Regions from separate parts of the Mus musculus genome. Here region 2 is linked to region 1. Evidence: chromatin contacts called from ENCODE Hi-C or POLR2A ChIA-PET data. All regions are on one chromosome and are shown on one strand. Each heading gives the region's core, a stretch centred on a gene start or an enhancer-like site at or near the end of the contact. The rest is flanking DNA. Distances are from core to core; before and after follow the strand shown.

Evidence for each region. A loop is a pair of places that touch in the nucleus more often than their neighbours do. ChIA-PET counts read pairs that join two places held with the same protein, here RNA polymerase II (POLR2A).
Region 2: a loop to region 1 is called in a map of left cerebral cortex, with 7 times the contacts of the local background. The contact joins the promoter of Lsg1 here to the promoter of Tmem44 in region 1. A Hi-C loop is called at or near these places in 1 of 37 maps with a recorded cell type or tissue (left cerebral cortex). POLR2A ChIA-PET finds 5 or more read pairs at or near these places in 3 of 5 experiments (Patski and embryonic stem cell).

What each region holds. Positions count from the first base shown.
Region 1 is chr16:30,545,958-30,553,173 of GRCm38, reverse strand. It overlaps Tmem44 (transmembrane protein 44), which reads left to right and starts at 2,596. Exons shown (of 11, transcript NM_001384248.1): 1 at 2,596-2,811; 2 at 5,705-5,831. The coding sequence starts at 2,675.
Region 2 is chr16:30,583,820-30,591,035 of GRCm38, reverse strand. It overlaps Lsg1 (large 60S subunit nuclear export GTPase 1), which reads left to right and starts at 3,447. Exons shown (of 14, transcript NM_178069.5): 1 at 3,447-3,598; 2 at 5,356-5,482. The coding sequence starts at 3,500.

The sequences.
Region 1 (7,216 bases), core at 1,347-3,846:
TGCCTGGGAGAAGCCTGGTGGCCCACTGCCCAGGAGGACAAGCACTTCAGGGCTCTTGCTAGGTTTTCTTTTCAGCAGAGTCTGGACCACGGCCAAAAGGCAGGGGCTAAGCTGCTGGGCTCTCAGTGGCCTGGAAAAGGAAACTGGGGGAGCTTCCAGGCAGGGGACGATGGTAGAATACTACTGTTGGTCCAAGCATTCAGAGGTGCTCTCCTCCGGCTGTCTGTGGCTCTGGAGTCTGACAGTCTCCTGGCTGCAGGTGACAGTTTTTACCCTCGACTGACACCAAATGCTGGAATTTAGGGAGGGAAAACTGGAGTTTGGCTTTTGACCAGTTCAGTTAGACACAAGCGGAAGCAGCAAGTAGCCAGCTGAGCACGTGAGTCTAAAGAATAGAGATGGATAAGACAAGCTAGACAATGCAACCTGCTAAGATTGAATCAGGAAGAAACGGAAAGCCTGTGCAACAAAGAGCTAGATCAGCAGCAGTTACAAACCCACTCAGAGTCCTACCACATGCAAGAGCCAGCCCAGCCTGGGCTACATAGTAACACCTTGCCTCAAAAAAGCAAGCTAAAAGTAAGCTGGGGTGTGGTGGAGGACATCTTTTGAGTGTTTGTATGTTTGGGGCTTTCTTGTTTTGTTTTTTGAGACAGGGTTCTTTGTGTAGCCCTGACTGTCCTAAAACTTGCAATGTAGACCAGGCTGACCTGGAACTCAAAGATCCACCTGCCCCTGCGTCCAGAGTGCTGGGATTAAAGGAATGTGCCATCGCTGCCTGGCAAACGTGGCACACATCTTTAATCTTAGCATTGGAGGCAGAGACAGGCAGAACTCTGAGCTCAAGGCTAGCTTGACTTATATAGGGAGTTCCAGGTTTGCCTGGGTCACATAGTGACACACCCACAGAGGGGGCAGGGGAGGGAGGGAGAGAGAGATGAGCACATAGGAGAAAGAGAGACAGCCCAAGAGGGAGGGAAGGAGGGAGGGAGGCAGGGAGGGAGGGAGGGAGGGAGGGAGGGAGGGAGGGAGGGAGGGAACAAGAAGCTGAGCCATGGTCTTCCTCCCATCACATCAGCTGAGTTTTCTTCCCTGTCTTAGAGCCCGACTTCCTTAGGATGACAATAAGATTAACTTCCATTGGTGGTTTGTGTCACTGCTTGAACTTCAGGGTTTCTAGTGTCACAGGAGGACAAAGGGAGGTGCCATTGTCTGGATTTTAAGTAGGAACTTTTTTGTTTTTGTTTTTGTTTTTCAAGACAGGTTTCTCTGTGTAGCTCTGGCTGTCCTGGAACTCACTCTGTAGACCAGGCTGGCCTCGAACTCAGAAATCCGCCTGCCTCTGCCTCCCAAGTGCTGGGATTAAAGGCATGTGCCACCACTGCCAGGCAAGTAGGAACATTTTAAAGATAGGTTCAGTTCTCTGCTCCAAGTCCCAGCTCCAGGGAGCAGAGGGTGAATTCCAGTCCGTGACGGCAGAGGGGATGTAGTAGATATGGCTACACCGTCATGCACTGACAGCTGCACATATGTGCCTATGTGTGTCTGTGTGTGTGCATGCCTGTGTGTGTTTGTATGTGTGCATTCAAGTGTGGAGTTCAGACAATATGTGTGGTCAGTTATTTCCTCTCTTCCATTAGATGGAAGATTAGATTGAACCCAGGTCTTCAGGCTTGGCAGCAAACACTTTCGCCCCTCGTGATACTACCAAGTTGGTGGTTATGTTTCTCCCTTACACACCCACCCTACCCCTCCCCACCCCACCCCACCCCACTCCACCCCCGAGTAGCCAGGGTTTCTCTGTGTAGCCTTGGCCGTCCTAGAACTCACTCTGTAGACCAGGCTGGCCTTGAACCTAGAGATCCTCTTGCCTCTGCCTCCCAGTGCCAGGATTAAAAGTGTGCACCACCACTCCTGGCTTTGTGGCTAAGTTTAAATATATGGAATTGGAGTGCGTGTGATCATTTAGACCACAGCGTTTTCTTTGCAGTAGACATCAAGGTGGATGGCTGTTGCACAGTCCCAGTACCTGGGAGGCTGAAGCGGGAAGAGTCTTTGAGTTGGCGGCCCACCAGGGCTACACAGTGAACTCCAGGTTAGCCTGGACCACGTGGCAAAACCCTGCCTCAAAAGTAAATAAACAGTGAAGCCACCGTCAAGCTGTGCTCTAAGCAAACTTACTGAAATCGAAGACAATTTGAAAATATTCTAATGGTTTCCTTTAGCGAAAAACCATCCATGTACCTGAATTGTGCGGCACCGTGGTTGGATGGGAGCGGCACATTTCAAGTTTAACCCCTTTCTGGCCGGGGTGGCGCAAGGCGTGCCCTTGACAGCTTCAGCAGAGGGGAAGGAGGAAGCAGAGGCGATGTGTACCCCATCCGTCCCCCACCCCACACTTTTGTGCTGCATCTTTTCAACCAGGGACAACGCTCCTCGGGGTTCCCTCCATCCCCCCACTAGCGCTGGTCCGCGCCAGAGTATTGTCTGGCTTTGGAACCGGGCGAACCCGCAAAGGGACTGGGTGCTGGCGGGGCCCTCCTTTGTGCAGCGGCCGCGCGCGGCTCTACCGCTAGGGGGCAGCCTGCACCCCGCAGAGCCCCACAATAGGCGAGGCTGGGGAGCCGCGCGGTCCGGGAACTTTCCCCGGGGTCGGCGGAGGCTCGGCCGTGCCATGGAGGAGGGGGCTAGCGCCGCGCCCCCGCTCTTGAACTGGGACTACCTGGAGCGCTGCTTCGCCCGCCGCCGCGTCTGCATCTCCTTCGGCCTGTGGATCTGCGCCGCCTGCTGCTGGATCGCTGCCCACACGCTGTAATGGGGACGGGACCCGCGCGAGGGGTGGCGGGCCACCCGCGGGGGCGACTGGGCGTCACTCGCCTCGGCTCCTCTAGGAAGCCTAGGGGGAAGGGGCGTACAGGGGGCGTCCTGCAGGTAGCTCAAGTCCGAGTTCGGATCTGACATTGCTATGTGGACTGAAGTGGAGTCCTTTCTGGACTCCGCGCACCGGGGAAGCTGGGCTGCGAGCCGGCAGCAGGAGGCTGGGTGGTGCAGTGGATGCGGGCTTGGAACAGCTTCTATTGTCAGCCTTTTCCTGGTTGTTGGCGGTGTGAGGGGAGCAAGTGTAAGCCTTTGGGTCTCCTGTGAATGAGGATATGCCTCATAAAATGAATGTGAGGATTAAATAAGGCATAGCAGGCAAAGGACTTAATACGTGCTCATTAAACACCATTACCGCTCTGGCTCTACCACCCACCCTTAGGGACCCTAGCAAGTCCCTCGATGTTTTCTACTTTTAATTTATCCAAAGCTCTTTATGCCAAGAGGTGAGGCAGTGGTTATCTGACTCTGGCCACAGTTTTTGCTTTTGTCTGTCTCCCGGTGGTTTGGCCAGGCAATCCCTGTAGCCTGGGTTCTGTGAGAGCATAGCCTCCAGGTCTTCAGCCACCCTGTCCCCACGCACAGAAACCCAGAGACAGTTTCCAGGGTGGTGCCACCCAAGTATACCCAGGCGGGGGAGAGTGTACAGCATCCCTCTATCCCGACTCCTGCAACTGGCTCACCTTAGCGCTCGGTGGACAACCCCCTCAAGACTGTCTGTAGTGGTTCAGAGAGTCAGCAGTCCATTGCCTAGAGACTGGAGTCCAGGACAGACACTCTGGGCCTGAGTTACATTTCTTCGTCCTCTTGCTCCTCGCCTGCCCCTGTCCCTAAGGCAGGTGCTGTTATCAATCGGATGAGGAGCCTGCTTCCTGAGTGAATAATAATCCTGCCTGTGACTCAGGTAGGCATCAGGGATTGAGCTCTCTGAGGTAGAGGGCTCTGCATGCATGGTCTCCTTTGTTCCGTAGCCATCCTATGCAGCCAACACAGGTAGGCATGCTCACCCCTGGAAACCATGGCTTACAGAAGTGAACTAGTGTGCTTAGAATGGCCGACTTTTGCCCTGCCTGAGGCTAGATGTGCCTCTCTGTTCTCTCTGTACCCCATCACTCCTGAACCCCTCTCCCCCTGTCTTTCTGCAGAGAATGGATCTTGGGGGGCAGGTTGCTAGGTTAAGGTCAGTCTGGGAGTCCTGGCCCCTGAGAGCACAGGGCATAGGGTAAAGCCCTGAGTGGTGAAGCTAGAGGCCTGCCGCTGGCTCACATCATCACCCCAGGCTGCAGGGTCTCCTCTCTCCAATGCAAAGGTTGAAGTAAAGCGTTGTTCATTTGGGTCCACATCTCTTACCCGACCAGTCTTCACTCCTCGAGCTTGCATTGGTTTTAATACCCAGAGCTTAGATTTATAGCTGACGGGTGACACCCTGAGCTTCAGGCTTGGGGCTGGCAGACACAGAGATGTTTAAGGTGTTGGGTAACAACCTTCTTTCTGTAATTATGATCCTTGGGACTGATGCTCAGAACCTAATCTATGGAATCAGAGCCAACCACTCTGCCTGAGCGGATGAAGCCGAAGCCGCTCCCAGCCCATTTCTCTATAAAATCCAGCATGGTTACTGAAACTCAAGTGTGGTGGTGACAGCACTGGTGATATTGCCAGAGAGACCCTGCCCACTGTATGACCCAGGTTCATGAAGGTAGGGAGAGGTGCTGTAGGAGAAAAGCCAGCAGTTTGGAGACCTAGGGAGAGGAGCCCGGAGCACCGTGCTGTTATTCAGTTTGGTTTCCCCTGCTTTATGAATATGCTCAAATTGCTCAGCTGGAAGAAGCTGCCACCCACTGCACAGATGGGTAAGGCGGATCTGACTCTAATTTCAAAGAAACAAATCGCCTTTTAAATTTAGGTAATTACCACTATAGTTAGCTGCAGTGCTAGGGTGGCTTTTAGATCCTGTTTCCCTTTCAGAAGATAAAACCTGACGGCTGGACTGGAGAAATGGCTCAGTGGATAAGAGTAGTGACTGCTCTTCCGGAGGTCCTGAGTTCAGATTCCGGCAACCACATGGTGGTTCACAATAATGAGATCCGACTCCCTCTTCTGGAGTGTCTGAAGACAGCTACAGTGTACTTCCATATAATAAATAAATCTTTAAAAGAAAAAACCTGACAACCAGCTTGTAAGGGCCTGATTTGGAAGAGGAAAAGGAAAAGAGCCCCCATCTCTCCTTAAACTTAATACTTACTGTGTAGTGCAGGCTGGCCTCGAACTCAGAAACCCCTGCTTCTGCTTCCCAAGTGCTAGGATTAAGGTGTTTCAAAACATGCTGAGGCTTGTAAGAATCTGAGGTACACGGCCCTTGCCAGCTGTCTCTGTCTCCCCCTTTTGTAGAAGAGGACAGCATCTCTACAGGAGATCTTCAGTTCCCAGCAGAGCCTTGTTCCATAATGTGTGTGTGTGTGTGTGTGTGTGTGTGTGTGTGTGTGTGTGCTATACCTGGGAGAGGCTGTGTTTTATAGAACAGAGGTGACAGCTGTGTGTGTGTGTGTGTGTGTGTGTGTGTGTGTGTGTGTGTGTGCGCTATACCTGGGAGAGGCTGTGTTTTATAGAACAGAGGTGACAGCTGTGTGTGTGTGTGTGTCTGTGTGTGTGTGTCTGTGTGTGTCTGTGTGTGTCTGTGTGTGTGTGTGTGTGTGTGTGTGTGTGCTATACCTGGGAGAGGCTGTGTTTTATAGAACAGAAGTTACAGCTGCCTTTTCTAGGTGTGTTCTCTGGCCTAGCCTTGAACTCACAGCCCCCGTGTTCTGTTTATGTCCCATCACCTTAGGATTCTCTACCTGAGATGCACAAAGAAGTGTAGCCAAGACCAGTCGACACTGTGCGCTGCGTTCTGCCTCCTAACGAGTCTGTGTGACACCGTGGGGGCGATTCTGGCCAGGCAGCTCACGATCCAGGTATGTCCCACACAGGCCTGGCTTGCTCTGCTGCTGCAGTCACGGGTGCCTCTGTCTTTTCCCTTAGCCTGCAGAGCAGTTTCCTCTCGGAACCTGGACCTGGTCCTTTCTGTCTTCTGAAGTGCCCTTTCTCTCAGTGTCTACATGGCTCAATGCCATCACCTCCTTCAAACACTTGTTCAAAGTCACCTTCTAAAACAAGGCTTCCGGGGCTTAGAACGACCCCTGTGGGTAAGAGCACACACCTTTCTTCCCTAGGACTGAAGTTTGGTTCCCAGTACATATGTCAGGTAACTTATAACCATGCGAACTCCAGCTCAAGGGGTCCCTCGGCTTCTTCTCTGAGAATACTCACACACACAGGGCATGCACACACACATAAAAAAAAAAATAAAGCAACCCTCCCCTGTGTGAAATTGTAACCCATCTCTTCCAAAAGTGCTCCAAGTTCCCATCTCTTGTTTTGTTTTGTTTTGTTTTGTTTTGTTTTGTTTTTCGAGACAGGGTTTCTCTGTGTAGCCCTGGCTGTTCTGGAACTCACTCTGTAGACCAGGCTGGCCTCGAACTCAGAAATCCGCTTGCCTCTGCCTCCCAAGTGCTGGGATTAAAGGTGTGCGCCACCAGGTTTAGTCAGTTTTCTGTTGCCATGACAAAACATCATGACCAAGGTCACATACAAGAGACCAAGGTCACACACAAGAGAAAGCATTTCATTGAGCTTATGCGTTCAGAGGGTCAGCGTCCATGATGGCAGAGCAAATCATGGAGGTAGGAACTGCTGAGAGCTCACATCCTGATCAGCAAATAGGAGGCAGAAAGAGACACTGGGAAGGGCATCAGTCTTTTGAAATATCAAGACCCTCACCCCCACCCCCAGTGACACACCTCCTCCAACAAGGCCACACCTCCCAATCCTTCCCAAACAGTTCCACCAACTGGGGACCAAGTGTTCAAGCATGAGAGCCCATGGGAGGCCATTCTCCTTGAAGCCATCACAGGGAATGACTCTCAAGAACAGGGACTCCCTGCTGTACTGTCACTTCACACAGCTCTTAGTAGATGTTCAACACACAGTCATTGTCGTTACTGATTACGGAGCTGAGGCTTGGCAATGGCCGCCCTCTCCTTCACGAGATGCTGATGTGGGATTTGGTACAGGGAAAAGCAGTTGCTTGTTTCCCCAAAGTGGAAAAGAGCTCTCACCCTAAACACATATCCCAAGGAATATTTTTGAGCCTGGCTGCAAGGAGCTTGTGATTTTTTTTTTTTTTTTTTGGCTTTGTGGCCACACAGGCAGAGATAAAGGCAGGCAGCCTTGTGGTCAGGACACAAGTCCAGAGTTTTGAACCTGCTTAGAACAGTGCCGTGCTGTCTCTGAAACAGGC
Region 2 (7,216 bases), core at 2,198-4,697, 37 kb before region 1:
ATGGCCAGACTTTTTCACAACTTGTGGGCTTATGCAAACTGCTTTGCTGTTCCTGACTAGGGTGTGTAGAGGTGAGAGATGGGAGAATGGGGATGTGTGTTTACCTTGAGAAAATGTCAGCCACTGACACATTGTTGGGCAAAGGGGTGATAAAGCCAAAATAGAAGCCAATCTGCTTCTCGTCTCCCTCCCCTGAGAGATGTGGAGCCCTGGGAGCAGTGTGGAACTGAATTGGTGAAACACGATCCCAACATTTGTTCCTGGGTGTGGGTATCAGGGCTTGGAACTGCCTTTGTTTAGACAAGGTAAGTCACCTATTATGCAACATCATGGGTGAGCCACTCTCCCTGTGCTGCTATTTGGAAGGTTGATACAGGCTTCCAAACCCCAAACCAATGCAGCCTCCCCACCACCACCACCACCCCACCCCCCAGGAATCAGTTTCTCGGGAAATCCTGGTTTCCATGGAAGAGCTTAGCTCTGGGAATTGGGAGTATTCCGGTGGAGGTCTGGTAGATGAGCTTTTCAGATGGCATGACAAAGCAATGGCAGGAGTTTGGCTGGGCTATGTTGCGCCCTACAGTGTGTGGGTGGAATAGCTCCTGCAGTCAGAGGGCAGGGACCTGGCTGATTCATCCACACATCCCCCTCCTTCTGGCAGCATCCAGCCCTTTATTCAATCCTTCATCACCATGATCCTCACTTGCACTCCTCTTTCGAATCTGGGTCCTATGCTCTTGCCTCATCAGCTCCCTCAGTTGCTTACCTCTTTGCCCTTCTCCATGAACAATTATCTAGCTGGGTTCTCACGTATATGGCTCAGTCAGGGTGTGTGTGGGTGGGGTGGGGCAGAAGAAAAACGGGTATCTCCACAAACTACTGGACAATGGTCTTGCAGAATTATTGTGTTTGTTACATTTGTAGGACAAAAATTTTGATGATCATTCTGTTTGTTTTGTTCTGAAACAGGGTCTTATGATATAGCCCTGGTTGGCCTGGGGTTCTCTATGCAGGCTGTCCTCAAACTCACTGAGATTGGCCTCTGTCTGCCTCCCAAATACTGGGATTAAAGGCATTTACTACATTAAAGGCATGACCACTATTCATATTCCTATTAGCCAGATAAGAAAACTGAGGCTCACTTCTTTGAGTATTGTGTTGTGAGAAAATATTTAAATAGGTTGTGCCTTAGTTGGCAGCTTGGAATAGTTACTATTAATCTTACCATGTTGGTGCTCTTTTGACACTCCCAAAAAAATTTTGATTAAATTTTCATTTTGAGCACAGAGCTGGTGGTGCATACCTTTAGTCCCAGCATCTGAGGAGCAGAGGCAGGCAGATTTCTCTGAGTTAGGCAAACCTGGTCTACAGAGTGAATTCCAGAACAGCTAGGACTACACAGAGAAACCGTATGGGACGAGGGATATGAGTCTGTCTTAAACAAACTAACTAACTAACCAACCAGCCAAGAGGGTTTCCTTTTTCAAATGCTCTGGAAAAGGAAACTAAGGTGAAGCCTTGAGTTACTGGTTGAATGGTTACTCTAGTAATGAGATGGCCATTTTCTCTAAACTCTCTATTAGTGTTGCCATTATTAAAATGCATAACCCTCTTCATTTCCTTGAGTTAGGGTTAACTTTAACAGTGCCAGATGCGGTCGCTCTCTCCCTATATGCAGGGTGACCCCTGCATGCTGGATTAAATAAAATTTCTCTTGCTCTTGCATAAAAAAAAAAAAACAAAAACAGATGCTGTCTCTAATTCTATTTGTGTATCTTCTCTCTATCTTCCTCCTGGAGAGTGTGTTCAGAGATTTTACAGTCGTGCTTCTATGCTGGGAAACAGAGAATTCATGTTCTCGTCCATTCCTTCTCTGGTTTGTGAGCACTGCCGTCCCAAAGACTTTCCAACTGCCACCGACTTTGTCATTCCTTTGGGAGCTCCACAAAATTCACTCCAATTAAGCAAGAGTCTAGTGGAGGTATGGCACACAAAAAGGAAGTGGGCAAAGAGTCAGAAATGGGTGAGCGGTGTGGTCCCAGTTCTGCTGGCTGCTAACTAGTCCACTGCAGCGTCTTCATCGGCACCAGAAAAGAACGGGCTGGGCTGCTCTTGTTACTTGTTACCTGGAAACGTGTTACACACACACACACACACAGCACCCAGAACTTATGAATCAGTCATTCTGTTAAGGTTATTCCTGGGAAATTTCTGTACACATTAAAGTTAGAAAAGTTAACAGACTAGGTGCCTTCCTGATGTTTTTCGTAATTATTTTAACTGACAAGTAAAAATATTGTGGGCATGCATGTGTGTGTGTGCGCGTGCGTATACATAGATACACATATATGTGTATATATACATGTTTATGTGCCACTTAGTTATAATATTTTATTATACATAGATTAATCAAACAAGTTAGCAACAATGACCGAGTACTCTCAATAATAATGGAAGTGTAACAAGACTCCTAACTCATAGCATGTCTTTGATCTATAGCCGGTGAAAACTACTTCCATGGCTAAGCAGCATGTTACCGTGGTCTCCCCAATGAGGATGTTATTCAACACAGTCGATTATAAACTGATTTCTTTTTTCTTTTTTAGAAAGGGTCTCACTGTGTAGCCCTGACTGTCCTGGAGCTCTCTTTGTGGAGATCTGCCATCCAGTATCCCAAGTGCTAGGATTAAAGGTGTGTGTCACCACGCCTGGCTTAAATTGACTTTTTATATATACACATTACGAGGAAAGCCGATGATTGGTTTGGGGCATTGAATATCTATTAGTGGAGCCAGATCACTATTTTCGCTTTAACTTTAATTATAAAAAATGTTGATACAATGCTCACTGGAACATGTGAACTTTTTTTTTTCTGCTCCAGAAAGCAGAAGCGCAACGCCGCCGGCTTTCACTTTCTAGTTCTGAAAATGCTTTTTAACTGCCCATTCTAAACTCTCACCCATGTGTGAATTTTTCTCCCTGCTCCGCAACTAGTGAATACTAGGAAAACAAAAATCGATTTAATTGCTGAGCAGAAAAACCAGCATCGGGAACCTTCTGCCACCTAGAGCCACAGAAGCACTCTTCTTTCACCGGAGTCCCCTCCTCTTCCTGACGGAAGCCGCGGGGAAGATGGAGTTAGTCCCGTGAACTTGAGCGGACATATTTTCCAGTTGTCCCAATTTCCCGCCGGACTTTAAACAGTGGAGTACAAGTCTGGAATGTACCATTCTCTTAAATCGGTCAGTGTATCAAAATGGAAACAGTCGTAGGAGTAGCCATAAGGAATCACCGAGAAAAAAATTTTACATTTCTTCTCTATAATATTGTCAAACTTGGGATCTACCAAAATCATTCTGAAACAAGTCATTCAATACCCCGCTGTTACACTTCCGGACTGGACAACTTAGGCTCGCTCTTACATCACTTCCGGGTTCACAGCCGGAGAAACCGGAAGCCTCGCGTGCTGAGCAGTGGTTTGTGCTGTTGATGCGTGGTTATGGGTCGGAGACGAGCGCCGGGTGGTGGGTCCCTGGGCCGAGTACTTATCCGGCAGCAGACTCAGCGAAGCCGCAGCCACCGTCATACTGACTCCTGGGTAAGGAAATCTGTGCTCTCCATAGTCTTTCTGTCTTGTTCTGAGTGCCTCCATGCTACAAAAGTTGGAGCCAGAAGTCGCGCCTGAACAGGGTTTGGAAGCAGACCCCAGCAGGGCGCAGAGAGGCTTGATACAGGACTAGTGTGTAATGAAAATGGGAAGAACCCATCGTGTTGGAATGTTTCACTGTGTTTGAGTTATGCTCTAGAAGCCACGGGCGCTCTTGGATATTTCTATAAAGAAGATAACTTGTTATCGTAAAATTTTGAAACAAAGTCTCCGTATGCAGCCAAGTTTGGCTCAGGACTGCCTTCCTCGTGCCTGTGCCTGGAGAGTTCTGGGTTTACAAGCCGTGGCCACCATGCTTGGATCTTTTAAACTTTCCGATTTTAGTTGCCCAGAGAATCGATCCTCTAGAGATGGTTCCGTTAGAGGCGATCTCTGCTTTGCCTTGTTTTGCCCCCTTGGGGTTTATCGTAAGAAATTGACATTGTCTCTAGAAGCTTAGGGAAGATCGTGGTAGCCTTAAAAAGTAAATGAAGTATAGAAATTAATCCCAGCAGAGTATTTGAGGACATTCCGAGTCCTCACTAAAATCCTGTGCTGAAGTTGTCCCTGGTGCGTGTCCGTTACATCGTCCCATTTCCAAACTCTGAGGAAGACACACATGCTTCTTTCTCAGTGTTCAAGTCTGGACTTTTGATACTACTCTCAATGTACTGGCCTTCGGGAAATAGTGGAGAGGTTTAATTTTAATCTAAAGAAATTCTAACTCATATCCTGATATTTGTTAATCCTAAGCTTTTAATCCTTAATTTCGTTTAAAAAAAAAAAAACTATGTTTGTATCTGTAGTAAGCATATAACTTGGGATGGTATATATCAAACTCAGGGTTGTTTTGGTTTTTTGGGTTTTTTTGTTTGTTTTTTGTTTTGTTTTGTTTTTTTTTGCAAGACAGGGTTTCTCTGTGTAGCCCTGGCTGTCCTAGAACTCACTCTGTAGACCAGGCTGGCCTCGAACTCAGAAGTCCGCCTGACTCTGCCTCCCAAGTGCTGGGATTAAAGGCGTGCGCCACCACCGCCTGTCCAAACTCAGGGTTGTATGAGAAATCAATTAGCAGGTAGCTCTTTTTTTAATGGTCATTCCAGGCAAGTCAGTCTCCCAGCCCTTGGGATTTGGGGCAGAGGAGACTAAGGGGAGTGGGGAAACAGATCTCTACACAGTTCACGATGGCCCTTAAACTTGTGGTCTCTGAGACTCCTGCTCCTTTGATGACAGCATGCACCACCACACTTGGCTTTAAAATATTCTCTCTCATAGATCCCTATGAAATATTTTTAATTGGCCAGCCGAGTCAAGACAGTCTGGGTTCTAGTTCTTCATCAGTACTTAGTTTGGAACAATAGGTAAATTATTTTACCTATTTAAACCTCAGTTTCCTTGATAGTAAAATGAGGACACAATAAAATTCGCTTCAATAAAGGGGGCGTGCCCTTGCTGAGGTAAGAAACTGTTCATTTAAATATTTGATCTTGTTTTTTTGCGTTGTTGGATATCGACACTGTTGACAGCAACGGGCAAGTGTTCTGCTGAGCTGTGCCCCCATCTTAGCTAGGATTAGGTATTGCCTGTGTACATTCTAGAAGAGTCCAGCCACTTTGAGAACATAGGCCAGTACAAGCAACGGTAGAGCTGTGTGGATGCGAAGAGCTTCCACAAGAGAGCTGCCTCACTCTTCACTCTGGGTTTATTCACAGCTGCATACAAGTGAACTCAATGATGGCTATGACTGGGGTCGTCTGAATCTTCAGTCTGTGACAGAGCAGAGCTCCCTGGAGGACTTTCTTGCAACTGCAGAACTTGCAGGGACCGAGTTTGTGGCTGGTGAGTTGTTTATTACCTAGTGCCTGTGACACTGGTCACACTGCCGTCTTGCCTACTTCATATGAATCCAAAAAGCAGTATGGGAAAGTTCCATGAGTGTAAGGCAAAGACCACACTGGTTTTTAAATTCAGCTCTAAAGAACGCTTCAGATGTCAGGCATGGTGGTACATGCCTTTAATCCCAGCACTGTGGAAGCGGAAGCAGATGGATCCTCTATGAATTCCAGGCCAGCCTGGTCTACATCCATTCCAGGCCAGCCAAGGTTACATAGTGAGACCCTGGCTTAAACACAGAACAAAGGTTGTATTTCATCATTGAGTTCAAAACATCCTTGCTGCTGTCTGGCACTTTGTGTTTAGTCACTGTTGTAAGTGTGTTCTAAGAACTCAGATGCTGACAGATGCTGGTATGTTATTTCTCTTACTAGTATAAATGTCATGCTTAGAAAGTCATTCATTCATTTGTTCCAAATACTTTTATTTAGAACCAGTTACTCTCATACATTGTGCTGGCTACTCATAGAATGTTCAAAGATGCATTTTATTAATTTTTAAAATATTCTCTTACATGTTTTGAAGGAAGTCTAAGAAACAGTGGACCTAAGCAGGCTCATAGTAGTTTCTGTATGACAAGATTGGGTGATGAGTAGGTGATTGGACAGAGACAGCTGTTCATAGTGGCGCACACTTATGATCCCAGCACCTGTGCAGCACCTGCCATAGTTTGAGGCTAGCCTGGGCTACAAATAATCCCCAGCTTAGGCTAAGTTGCAAAGCCCTCTCTCCACACAAAAAAGACACACAGGCAGGCAGAGACATCCAGACACAATGTGAAATGGCAGCCTTCTTTGTTCAGAAAATTGTCACAAGTTTGGTTGTGCTGGTGCAGTTTAGTTGGACAGGCTGTAATGAGCACAGACACTGAGGGATGGGCAAGGGCCATATTCCCAGGAGGAGAAAAGGGAAGGCTAAGTATGGTGGCCCATGCCTTTCACCTCAGTGCAGAAGGCAGAGGTGGGTGAATGTCAGGGAATTTGAAACTAGCCTGGTCTACAAGTGAGGCCTTGTCTTTTTTATTTTTATTTTTTTACACTCCAGACTTTATTTTCCTCCCGGTCCACCCTCTGACTGTTCCACATCCCACATCTCCCCTCACCACACACACACACACACACATACACCTCCAAGAGGATGTCTCCACACCTCCACCCCACCAAACCTCCCTACTTGGGGTCCCAAGTCTCTCAAGGGTTAGGTGCATCTTCTCTGACTGAGTCCAGACCCAGCAGTCCTCTGCTGTATATGTGTTGGGGGCCTCATATCAGCTGGTGTATGCTTCCTGGTTGGTGGCTCAGTGTCTGAGAGATTCCGGGGGTCCAGGTTAACTGAGACTCCTGGTCTTCCTATAGGGTCGCCCACCTCAGCTTCTTCCAGCTTTTCCCTAACTCATCCACAGGGGTCAGTAGCTTTTGTTCATTGATTGGGTGTAAATATCTGCATCTGACTCTTTCAGCTGCTTATTGGGCCTTTCGGAGGGCAGGCATGATAGGTCCCAGTTGCCCTGTATGCAGTGGAGCTCCTGGGATGCCTTCAGGCCGCGGTGTCTTCAGGGGAGCAGGAAAGCTATCGATCTGCCCTGACAGAAGGCACTAGCCAAAGGGCAAGGCCTTGTCTTTCAAGGGGTAGGAGATTAAAGGTTCGCTACAGGTTTTTAGGCAAGTAATGACATAGTTT